Linked DNA regions of Mus musculus: region 2 is linked to region 1. Evidence: chromatin loops called from intact Hi-C (ENCODE). Cell type or tissue: heart. All regions are shown on one strand. Links, peaks and the distances in the headings refer to the core of each region. The heading gives the core; the rest is flanking DNA.

Region 1 (6,383 bases), core at 863-5,862:
ACTTTCATCCAGGCCCTCGCACTTGTTTTGGAGAAGGAAAGAAGTTCTGGGCTGTTAGAGCACATTTCACCTTCATGTGTTCTGTTCCAAGTTGGAATGTTGTTGTCTCAGGCAGGGTATGTATTCTAAACCCTGAACTGGGGTAAGCTAGACGGTAGGTATGGTGAAGACTTTCTGAGGAAATTCAATGTACAATGCTGTCTCCCTTTCCTTTTGTCTCTTCCTCTGTGCTCAACTTCCAGAACTCACTCACTCTCTCTCTCTCTCTCTCTCTCTCTCTCTCTCCCTCTCTCTCTCTCTCTCCCTCTCTCTCTCTCTCTCTCTCTCTCTCTCTCTCTCTCTCTCTCTCTCTCTCACACACACACACACACACACACACACACACACACACACCTGAAGGGGCAAAGTGAACAGTTTGCTTGGCAGGCAGGCAGGGACAAGGGTACTCAGATATCTTATTACCCCATACCTATGTTGGGTAAGAGTTATTTTTAATCTCTTGACCCTTACCTCAAAAAAAAAAAAAAAAAAAAAAAACGGCCACAGTTACTGACAAGTACCCGCACAGCCTCAGGGGAGTGTTGATGCTGCCATGGATATTAACAGAAAAAGCACTTGCTATAGAACGCATTTGGAAATCGTTACTTAGCATTGGACCAAAAGAAGTTCTACCCTCTTAAGGATCAGAGCCTGATGTTTACTTAAACATAAAGGCAACTTACTATTTAAATTCTGTAGCCTGGGAAAATAAATTGTCATTTTGCCAGTCCAGGGGAACACGACTTAGTGGCTAAAGGTGCTTACTGCCAAGCCTGTGACTCAAGTTCCATCCCTACAACCCACGGGGCAGAAGGAGAAAACTGGCTCTGAAATGGTCTTCTCACTATTACAAGCACACCACACACACACACACACACACACACACACACACACACACACACACACACTTTATGAATAATTGAAACAAAAAGGGGGGGAACCTCGAAAACGTGTATGATATATTATAAGACTATGACATTTGCATTTTTTCCAGTAAGTGTTTAAGTCAAGTTTGCATCCAGACTGATAGCCACAGTGCGCAGGTTTCATTTGTTGTGTGATTGCCACCATTTAGAGGAAACAGTGTGCCGGTCTCTCCTAGCAGAGGCAACTGCTGGGCAGGTTCATAAGCCTTTCCTTTATCTGCCAGACTGTTTAACTGTAGAACTGGCCATTGCTTTCTTCCTGCAGTTCCAGACCTTAAGAGGCAAAGCTAAACACCGAGCAAGTGGCCCCTTCAGGTGAATCTTTTCAGAAGAATAAAGATGAAAAGACTGAGCTGGGCAAACACCTGTCTATTATAAACATATGAGGAGGAATGGAGGGAGGGGGGCAGGGAAGAGGGATTTAAAGCCAGCTTGTTTCTTCAGATGTGTGCCTGGGGGAACTGACTTCAGTGTGTCCAGGGACCCGTGGAGTCGGCACATAAGCTAAATCTACTCCTTTAGCAAATAAGTCAGCTTTATAATGATGAGATGTGCCTTAGGATGGATGCCGAAATGGAGCCGTGCCAATTTGAAGGTTTTGTTCAGTCACTGGTTCCTAACAACAGAATAAACACTATTTCTAAACCCCTTTAGAGGGGAGGAGGGGACTGAGACTGTCTCAGAAGTGGAAGCCAGAAGAAAGAAAATTCATTTGCTGACAGGAATGGAACTTTCTGGAAAGACTATTCTGGAAGAGGCCAAAGCAAGCTGCACAGAGAGCAGGAAAAGTGGGTATGTCCCAAAGGACATTCTGCTGGCTCTGGGTGATGCCCTAGCCATGCTAACTAGTATACTTCGAGTGTCTTGCTTGGGAAGAGACTGGCAGCACCACCCTCCATTTGGTCCCCAAGGGCAGCATCAGTAGCAGCCACCTTGCAGTCATAAATCCGGTACCCGGGCTGACTTCAGGCTTTAGGAGCCTTCTGGGCCTTCCCCCACAGGCTACTTAGCACGTTTTCCTATTATACATGAAGCAAAGCTCTTGGCTGGTCACAGCCAACCTAGGGTAGGTGTGGACAGAAAATGAATATGTTGCTTCCTAGACTGGAGAGCTCTGCCTTGCTTAGCTCCAGAGCTTTCAAACCATCTCCCGTGCAAAAAAGGAAATCAAGTCAAAATAAACAAGATCTATCCTGAGGGGCCTCACACAAAGTTATAGGGATGGAAGGCCCAGATGGCAGGAGATGACGCAGGGTGCCCCTGCTTCATCGGACTGAAGGCCACATCTATGCACACATGACCCAAAGAAGGATAGCCACCGATGTGGAAAGCCTTAGGCTTGACCTGTTTGTACAGTAAACAGTTCCCGCAGCAGTTTCTCAGTGAATTTGGTGAAGTGGAGGTAGAAGTCTAAGCTTTGGGACATAGGTATCCAGTTACACTTCCCTAAGGTGGAAATCAAAATGGAAGGTTGGTGGGTGTCTCACGCATGGTAGGCAGCAGAAGGGCAGTGCAGACCACGTCACTCTAGAGTTAGTGTGGTGACACTGGGACTTGAACTTCCCAAGCCAGCCATGAGAGAAAGGAAAGAGGGAAGAGCGATAATGTGAGGGGAAGGTGGGTTGTCTTCCAGGCATTAAATCTGGACTTGTGTCACCATGAGACGGCTGTGGATCTGAGTCGCTGGCATAACTGACAACAATTGGCTCTCATTTTTCTGGGCCCCTTCCAAGGATGGAAACCCAAGGCCATGTGTATTCATTTTTACTGCTTTTCTTTCAAAAGGGCACCCGGATTCAAGTCAGAAGCGATCCCCATGGGATTATAATGGACAATAGATCAAGGGTTGTAAGAACCTTATGACTGCACTCAGGAAAAGAAGGGTCACCGGGGAGGGCCAGAGATGCAGAGGGAAGGCCTGTGGGCCAGAGCAGAAGCTGGAGATCAAAGGCCAGAGGAGGAGGATGGGCCACAGGGCTTGACTCCTCCAAATCGGCCTTTTTCTTCTTGGAAATCTCACAGTGTTGCCAAGGCTGGCTCTGGACCTGCTCGTCTCAGCCGTCTGGGACCACAGACTGGAGCAGAAAGGGACTAGTCTTTCAGGGCATGTGTCCTACAGTGTGAGCGATGGAGGGAGGGGACCAATCTCAGACTAAAGAAGGGGACAGGGGGCTGGCTTGGTGACCCATGCAGATCTCTGTGATTGGAGGGCAGCCTGGTCTGCAGAGTGAGTTTAAGGACATCTAGGCCTAGAGGGAGAGAGACAGATCATGTTCCAAAGCACCAAAAATAATAAACAATAAAATAAAAAGGGAAAGGCCATGCTCACACTGAATACTCAATACTCTTTTACCTGAGTACCGATCAATATTCATTTGAACTAACTTGTGCTCCCAGCCTGAGACCTGCCTTGATATTTTCAGTGTTTGTGGGTTGTGAACTATATTAATGGCCAAAGAACCAAGATATAGGCTGCCACAGTTTTGGGGTCTTGAATACTGGGCTGGTTTGGACTAGTACTTCTCTTTTCCTATGCAAGACCCGCAGAAGGAGGCGAGGAATGATGCCCAGGACTTGAGGACCTGGTGGAGTGTCTGGAAGTCCTTAGACCCCAGAGCTTGGGAAAGGAAAGCTCTGGTCGGTTATCTGGGCGCACCCAGAAAAGGGTAGGATGACTTCATTCCCGCAGAGGGCGCTTCCCCACCCCGGCAGCTGAGGTGCCAGCAGCCGGTTTGTCCAGAGTAAGTTTTCTTTGACTACTCACTTCGCTCTCTGCCTGGCGTCTTCGCAAGTCACTTTGAAAAAAAAAAAAAAATTTATGCGATTAGACTGACTTCCCTGTTTCCTTCAGTGAGTGGGCGGGCTCTTTCCCAGTTCCCAGACAGAGCCCCTTCATTCAGTTCTGCTAGGCTTTTTTTTTTTTCTTCTTCTTTAATAAAGCTCAAAAGTTTGTTACCATCATTGAGACAAAAGAAAATAAAGGAGAGGAAGGGGAAGGGAGGGAAGGGGAAAGAAAGGGTGGGAAAACAAGTGGGAGAAGAGACGTGCTCCACAGGGGATCAGACCTCTACACCGCTCTGGACCTCCTGAGAAGCGCTAAGCTCCAAAGAGAAGCTGTGGAGTGGAGCGGAGGTGTGTGAATGTGTGTGTGTGATATAAAGGTGCATGCGTGCCTACGAATGTGCGTGGGGTGTTCTTGCGTGTGCGCGGGATAGGGTGTCCAGGAGACTGCCGCAGAGGTTCCTTTTGTGGAAGGCGGTGACCTGCTCAGTAGCGACCGTGGCGCCTCCCACTTCGCTCCATTAGGACACCAAGGCTCATCTTTTCCCTGCAGCAATTTCCATCGTCCTCTGTGGTTGCCCGCCCAGCCCCGAGCTGGTCTTCAGGTGCCAGGAGCAGCGTGCTGGGCGGCGGCTTTCGAGTCTCGGGAGCCCGGAGCTGGCGAGGGCGAGCTCAGTGGCGGTGCTGTTCGGGTTGAAGGGGGAGCGAGGGAAGCAGCAGAGCAGGAAAGGGCGTGCTGTCCTTTGCGGCCGGCTGGAGGAGCAGCCGGGTAGGCAGCATTGTTACCTGCAGCGGCCCCGCCCCTCCGCACCGCCCTGCCCCCTCACCGTCCCCGGCCTGCAGTCCTGCGGAGAGACGGCGGCGCCGGGACAGCGGGCGGAGGCTGCGCGGGCGCCGGGAGCGGGGGCGCGGTGAGTGCGGGACGACGGGAGCTAGGGCCCGGGCTGCCAGGCTGGGTTCGGGATGCTGGGCTGAGCAGCGGCGCGGGGAGGATGCGGTGAAGCGCGAGCTCTGTTCCGGATTCCGGGGACCTGATCCTGGAGCGCAGGCCCTGTGCCCCGAGGCGCATATGCGCCCGACTGGCTCGGCATCGGACCCTGAGCTCGGTGTAGCGCTGTCCGCGGGTGGGACCTCGGAGGTTTGATTAGCTTTCGTGGCACTTATGCGGGTCGCGCAGGTCACAGAAGTCCCTTTTAGCGAGGACTCGCTCCTGCTATAGTGATGTGGGGGTAGACTTCCAATGACTGCACACCTCCCTGGAAGTTCACCTCCGAAGTGGCGTCGGCGCTTGTGGAGTGGCGGGTTGGCAGTCACCCATGGTCCCCGAGCGTGACGGTTCCCCAGCCCCAGAGACTCCTTTTTGCGTTTCTGTCGCGGGTTCATTCCCCCTCTCTCGGTGCAAAACCGCAGTGCGGCCGAGAGCCCTTCTCCCAGGAGCCCACGCTGGGGACTACACGGTATCGCCGCAGCGGTGGTCCAAGCGGCTGGCGGCCACTGTTCCGTGAACCACGAGCTCCATAGAGAGCTGGGACCCCGGTTTGGGCGGGGAAGCTTGGACAGGACGAGCCACCCCCGGTCGGATAGGCACAGAAGAAGCCCCAGGGGTTTCGCGGCTGGCCTCCATGGCCTCTGAGATGGTCCGAGACTGGAGAGTGCGGGGCACTCATGGAAGCTGAGAGTCCATCCTTTCCCGGGAGGGTTGTCCCTACTGTCCCTGCTAGGGATCCTGCGTGGCGCGTGTGGGCGTCTCTTCGCCGCGGACGCGCGCCTTCCCGGCCCAGATAAGGCGGCCTCTGAGCTAGTGCGGGGACCGCCCATTCGAAGCTCGTCTGCTGTCCCGGGATCCTGGGCTGCGCAGCTGCGGGACGCTGGTAGCCTCGGGGGGCTTGGGCTAAGCGCCTCGGGAGCCGGCGGAGCCAAGGGCCTTTTGGTGAGTGGATTCGCCAAAGCGAGGGGCTAGAGACCGAAAGAGGTAGTGGGCAAGACTTGGGACTTCGTCCATCCTGACTGGAAAGAAATCTTTCTGGGTGCTCCCTCCCTCCCCTGTTCCGGGCGAGTTTCATAAAGACCTGGAGCTAGTGTTTAAAGAAATTCTACTTTGAGTTGGACACCCTGCGAGCACCCTCTTTAGTCCCCGTTGTCTTCCTGGAGCTTCTGTCTCTCCGAGAGCATCCTTCGGCTCTCCTGGGCCTATTCTTCCTGGTTTGGGAACTAGGGGAGAAGAGACTGGAAATGTGCTATCAGAAACAGGCAGCTGTGAATGTTTGTTTATGTGACGTGACAGATTAAACCTGCCGTCGTGGGTACTCTAGGCCGGCTGAAGGGCCAGGTAAGACTGCTGCTCGCAAACTGACTGTATTTCTTGATCAAGAAAGGGTTTGAAAAGACAGGTCGAGGTGGAGAGATGTTCCTTAAGGAGTGAGTAGAGAGAAGAGAATAGTATTAACGAAAGGCGGGAACTTCCCCCAGCCCTCTCTCTCTTTTCCCAACTAAGAATACTGTGTATGTAGCTTAGCCTCTTCCTCAGTTCCTCAGGTGGACGGGCTGCACTCCCAGCTCAGGCTCATCTGTGACACATGTCAAGAGGCAAGAGGAAAGCCATCTGGCTCTGTGTCACTTTTTATTACTGTTGAACAG
Region 2 (6,383 bases), core at 469-5,468, 130 kb after region 1:
TTCCCCCCACGACTTTCCTTTTCTTTCTGTGTCTGTAGCCATTCCACAGTTCATTGTGTGGCTCCAGGTGGTTACACCATCCGGGAGAAGAGATGGCATCCTGGAGAAGAGAGAGCTGCCCCCTGACTTCACACAGGCCTCAGTTCCACATCCTGCTTCTCTATCCTATTCCGACAAAAGATTTTCATTCCTGGGAACTGGAGCGAAGGTGACTCTGCTTCTTGGGTTTTGGGAAAGATTCAGGTAGATGTATAAGGCACCTGGATCATCGTGGATGCTCAGTGATGGGCTCTAGGATGTAATTCAGTGAAAGAACACAAACTTAGTACACCACAGCTCCCAGTTCAGTCTTCAGCAAGTACACACACACACACACACACACACACACACAGACAGACACACACAGAGACAGACACACACAGACACACACACACAGACACACACACACACAGACACACACACACACACCACAATGTCTGAAGGGTCTCTCTTGACCCAGTCAGCTGCATGGGCTTTTCTTGTATTGATCAGAAAGCTCTAAACACTGAAATTCTCTGCCACAAGGCTCTAAATACCTATAGCTGGTTCATTGCACAGTGTGTGTTACCATCTTTCTCAGATACTTACTTGCACTTCTTCCCAAACTATCAGTTGTTGATAAGTGGCCCATATGCTGCACTTTGAGCAAGCCTGCGTATCCCAGCTCCATCTCTGGTTCATAGTTTCCCCACTGCTTACCTACATCAATCACATCAGCTTTCTGTGATGGCGACAAGAACAAAACAAAACAAAACAAAAACGGCAAACAAACAAAAATCCCAGCTGTACTGGCTAGTTTTGTGTCAATTTGACACAGGCTGGAGTTATCACAGAGAAAGGAGCTTCAGTTGGGGAAATGCCTCCATGAGATCCAGCTGTAAGGCATTTTCTCAATTAGTGATCAAGGGGGGAGGTCCCCTTGTGGATGGGACCATCTCTGGGTTGGTAGTCTTGGTTCTATAATACAGCAGGCTGAGCAAGCCAGGGGAAGCAAGCCAGTAAGGAACATCCCTCCATGGCCTCTGCATCAGCTCCTGCTTCCTGACCTGCCTGAGTTCCAGTCCTGACTTCCTTTGGTGATGAACAGCAATGTGAAAAGTGTGAGCTGAATAAACCCTTTCCTCCCCAACTTGCTTCTTGATCATGATGATTGTGCAGGACTAGAAACCCTGACTAAGACACCAACCAACACCAGCACTCCCGATATCCAGCTTGTAAGGAGATTGGTGTATTTGTCTTAGCTTCCCAGGTTCCATCCACAGTTGCACAGTCCTGTCGCCTTGGGCCTGTAGCAGCCCAGTACTTCATGGTAGGAAGCAAACAGAGGGAAAGGAAGAGCCTGGGCCACTGTCTCTTTCAGTGCATACCTCCAGTGGCCAACCCTTCTTTCACAAGGCCCCAGTTCTCCACCACATCCCCGTAATGCTGTGGGTGGGGACTGGGCCTTTGGGAGGCTCTCCAGCTCACTGCTGTGTGTATAGCACTACCCATGACAGAGGCCCATCCTCAGCCCTTCCTCATCTCCAGGTGTTGTTCTTGTACAGACAGGTGAGTCCTTCCAGCGGGTTCCGCCGCTAGCAGTCTTCACTGTGTGGCAGCACTCTTCATGTGGAAGAATGGAAAACGCACCTACTAGAATTTTGTGATGTTTCCTGGTTTTCATTTTGGATGATACAGGGGGGCCATAGCTTATACTTTGCCAAAGCTATTTTGCCCATGTTAGAAATATTCTGATATATTTATTCCAAATTATCCAATGTCCTCTGAACTTGAAGGTATCTTTAAAACACACATCTTTTCCTAAGCTTTGTGCCCACCATGGAGGGAGGGTTCCTCTGGGCCAGGAAGAAATGCAAGTCATGTCCATGTCCTAGATGTCACCTGAGTTAGACTGGAGCAGAGCAAGGTGGCACCACATACCAGGCTCTGGGAGAGTGCTTACACACGGGAGAACAGCAATGGGACATCAGCATTTTAATGAACAATTTTAATGGCTTACCCCGAGTAATCCCCCTGATTTGGAAGGATTAAATTTCGTTTGACAAAACCACTGGTGCATGGGGAAAGAAGTCTCCTGAACTACTTATTGCTCCAGCAGGGGCTTGGCAGGGCCAGGGGGCCTGCAAGATACACAGCTGGTGGGAACCACTGTGTCCAGACTCGTGAAAACTGCCTGGCACCTGAAAACAGGCCCTTCAAAACAGTCACAAGAAGTTGGGGTCAAACCTACTGAGGTGATGGAGAGGAAAACAGAGTCTAAGCCACGTTAGCTACAACCAGCGCAGACTCCGTTCCCTACCGGTCTCATAGGTTCTCCGTTCATCTCCCTCTTCCCTCCCTCTCCTGATCCCCATCCCAAGCCATCAGATATTCTGTATATTTAGATGGCCCCCAATTTATAATCATATTGCTAAGAGAAATTAAAGAAGATATAGTAGGAAGGTATTTCCTGTTGAACTTTTATACCCCGGAAGGCAGTAATATTATTCAAATTTCCATACTACACAAAGTGATCTAAAAACTCAGTGTTATTGTGTGTAGGTGTGTGTGTGTGTTGGGGGAGTGTGTGTCTGTAAACATGAGTGCAGGTACCCTCAGAGGCCAGAGACTTCAGGTCCCCTGGAGCTGGAGTTCCAGACAGTTGTGTGCCACCTGCTGTTGATGCTGGGAACTACATCTGGGTCCTCTGAGAGTCAGCTCTGAGGTTAAACGTTTTTAACCTCTGAGCTGACTCTCCAGGCTCTAGCCTTCATTGTTTTCAACTTTAATTCCATTAAAACCATTTTGGGCATATATGTGTTCATGTGCCCATGTGTGGGGTCCCCTGCTTGTGTCAGCTCCTGTAAAGGTCAGAGGACAACTTTCAGGAGTCAATTCTCATCTTCACTGTTATCGGAGGCAGAATCTCTTGCTTGTGGTCTGTTTCAGGCTAGCTGGCCAGAGAGCTTCCAGGCAGCGTGCTTCCCCTGTCTCACCACAGGAGCACTGGCCTTACAGATGTGTGCTACCGAATCCAGCCTTTATATGTAGGTTCTGGGGATTCACAGCTTTTACCCATTAAGACATCTTTCTGGCCCCAGGTTTTTTTTAGCAACAGTTCCCACACATTTACTAGCCAGTATCCCTGTCAGTAAAACCCTTTCTTCTCCTCTGTTGGCTGCAATGTTAATTCACCTACCTTTTTGGTATGGACTCAGACATTTCTCTTCTAAATTGTGAAGCAAATGTTCATTGGAATTTAGACAGGATTTGTATTATTTCTTGAATTTTTCAATGACCTCAAACTTTGGGTTTTCAAATTCGAAGGTAGGAAGCAAATTCTTTGTCTGCGTTGGCAAACATTTGAGCCTCAAAAGCTCTGCTCAGCCCTTGGGACTGCTACTCCGGGGCCATAGCGGCAGGCCCTCCAGATGTCTGTGGCCTTGATTTGTATTCTCCCTTCCTGTCCATGAAGAGTTTCTCTTCAGGATTAATTTTCTTATTAAACGTCACCTCTGTCACAGCAGAAGTGTGCTGCACAGACTGCCTACCAAAGTCCAGGCAAGAGACCTCAGAGCCTCTGAAGACCACGCTGCCCTGAGCAACTTGCCCTGAGTCCTGAGCAGCCACGGCCACCACCACAATTTCAGACGTTTTAAAATGGACTGTAGTTCACTTCTCCTCTCTCCAGTGTGGTGCTTGGGTTGTTCCGGGACTGGCTAGAAGGAGCCCATCCTCTGTTCCCTGACCTGCAGCCCTGGCTCACTTGATGACAAAACAAAATGCTTAGCCAAAGAAAGGAAGAAAAGAGAGAGCCATGGAGACGGTAGAAAGAGAGCAGGAGGGGCTGCTGAGGAGACTGGGGGCATAGGGGCAGACTAGGAGCCCTCTGTGAGAATCGGCCTGTCAGTCTCTCAGGATGTAAGGACCAGAGAGCTGCATATGAGAACACTATGGTGGTACCTGTGCTCTGGGGCCATTCTTGACAGTAACAAATGATGGAGGGACAACCCAGGAGTGGGTAGGGAGTGGAGAAGAAAATGGCCTTCAACTTTTAGCATCTACTCAAGCATCTAGATACAACTTGGTTGTGTAAAAAGTATGGAAGTGGTTCCATATTTTTCAACTGTGTGTGTGTGTATGTGTGTGTGTGTGTGTGTGTGTGTGTGTGTGTGTGTTGTATGTGTATGTATTCAACTGTATATTTTCATTCTTTGTGAGCCCTCTCCAGGACTCTCCCCAGATCTGCTTGGCTTTCTTCTCCTGTCGGTCAGCCTCATCTCCCACGGGGCAGGAGTGCTTCCTGGGCCATTCTAGATTAGCCACGCTATTTTAACAACCTCTTTGTCATGGCTGGGACAAAAATTCCTGCAAATGTCTCTGCCTGGCCCCGATCAGAGCCTATCCTTGTGCCTGGATGGATTCTCACAGCCAGGCCTGGCCTATGAAACTCTCCTTAGAACAGGGAGTGTGGGTGAAGCCTGTCAAAACATACAGGTTGGGAGTGCAGAGATGGCTGGGTTACCCAAGATCTCTGGAGTTGACTACCAAAAACGAGAAGGGAAAATCTGGAAAACTGACAGGAAGTCTCGTTCATTGTGTGTGAAACACGGAGCTTGGTGACTGTGAGACTGGCTGATGAACCAAGGTGTAGCCATTTTGCAGGACAGCCCTTTGTCCCTCTGCATAAGCCCCCTTACAAGAAAGAAGCCCTGACATTCCCTTGGACACTGAGGCCTCTGTCCATCTGTCCTTGCTGCTGGCCTAGGCACTGATGACAGTGCTGCCCAGGAGCACAGAGGATGAAAATAGGCCAAGCCTCTCCTAAGGAGGCTTTCCATCAAGACGGGCCCCTGTTTCATCATCTCTCCCTAGGCCTAGCAGGTCCAACAGGGACATGTCTGTCACGGTGGTGCGTTACGTCATGTCAGATGGCAATCGAAGGTGCTGTTAACTTAAGCTGACAGGAGCGCTGTGGCAATCTGCTTATCTGAATGCCACCCTTGCTGAGTAGAGGGCCATTATCAGGATTATTCACACAGTGTTACAGCAGTTGGAAGTCTGCAGATTCCTAATTACATCACCTTCTCTTTAGCCACTCAGCACAGATGGGACCTCAAAGGAGACTACCTCCCCCTTCCCCTTACACACCCATTAGGAGTATAATGTCACACTAGGTCAACTTCCAGTGTGCTTTCGCTGTCTCCAAGACCTGCTTTCTGGGTTCCTTCCACAGGTGTGGGCAGTCAGGATTGAGACCCTGTTAGAGCATGAGGCCCTTTCTTGGGATGGTCAGGCCAACACTGGTGTCCAGTGGCCCAAAGTTTTCAACTGACCTATAAAGTTCGAATCTATTTTCCAAATGTGCTGTTTCTTTCAGAACACACAGGGACTGCAAAAGGAGAAAACACAGCATTCGTATGTCAAGGTTCCTTCAAGAGTCCATAGACCCTCCCCAGCTTGCTCACATGAAGCCAACCATGATCTCCACCCTGGGCACACCCCTCCTACGCCTCCTCCTCCAACAAGCCTCCACCTGCAAGGCAAACACGCTCAGAGTTCACCCGCCACACGTACCTTCCCATGCAAACCCAACAAAATTGATGGCAGAAACTGTGGGAAAGAGGCAGGAAGAGAGACTGTGGTTAGCAAGGTGGGTTCAGAGGCGTGGGCTTCTTCATCGCTACGATCCAATAACAACACGAAAGAAAAACACAGCCTGAACTTGAAGCTGAGCAGTTCAGGAGGAAGATCAAGGGTTAGAAGCGAAGGTAGAATCTCTTAAATCCGTGTACCAACTTATTCTCAAGATGTGTTTGAAAGCGCAACCATGCCCTGCATCAAACAATGCTTCAGACTCAGGTGGCAGCTCTCACTCCCCCTCTGGGCTTAGCTGCTCCAGAAACCAGTGCTTCGGAGGAATATTTTGGGAGCCCCCGATTTGTCCCAGCTGTCTCTTATGGGCTCAGGGATGGACATTTCGTGCGGCATTCTCTGATGTATGCCTCTGTGTCTTAACTTTCCCCTTTGCCATATCAATCATATCTGATTAGGGCATAGTCTCGATGATCTCACTTTGATCAGATGTCCAAATAAACTCACTTTCCGCGGTACGGAGGCATAGTGGTCGCCAATCTGGATCAAGGCGGTGTGGTTACAGCACAGCTCTACCCATGATGCTCTAGTTTCCCAGCCTCCCATGCGGTGAGTTTCTGCTCTCAAGGCAGTGCTCTGGTACTAACACATCATCATTTTTCCTTCCAGCCTTTTCATTGGCTGAGTACATCTGACAGACTCTGCCATCTACAGCTCATGGGAAGAGCTTGGAGGTGTCATTACATCAGAGGAAGGCCTGGGTTTCCTCT

What was found. Peaks named below come from ENCODE experiments on the same cell type or tissue, not always from the same donor. Only the 100,000 strongest peaks of a DNase experiment are listed, where the experiment ranks them.
Region 2: it touches region 1 in a loop (6-fold over the local background); 16 of 42 quality-filtered maps call a loop at or near these places.

Annotation. Positions count from the first base shown.
Region 1 is chr3:84,478,642-84,485,024 of GRCm38, reverse strand. Fhdc1 (FH2 domain containing 1) reads left to right here and starts at 5,534. Exons shown (of 12, transcript NM_001205355.1): 1 at 5,534-5,676. In heart, for the core only: CTCF peaks have their summits at 3,655 (motif pointing right), 4,465 and 5,421; DNase peaks (open chromatin) are centred at 4,674 and 5,464; H3K4me3 peaks cover 2,178 bases; H3K27ac peaks cover 1,794 bases; H3K27me3 peaks cover 2,155 bases.
Region 2 is chr3:84,349,123-84,355,505 of GRCm38, reverse strand. 4930565D16Rik (RIKEN cDNA 4930565D16 gene) reads left to right here. Exons shown (of 4, transcript NR_040752.1): 4 at 5,399-6,130. Among named protein-coding and RNA genes, the nearest start is that of 4930565D16Rik, 28 kb to the left of the region's middle. In heart, for the core only: a CTCF peak has its summit at 2,690 (motif pointing left); no DNase peak of the experiment used is centred there; H3K27me3 peaks cover 2,370 bases.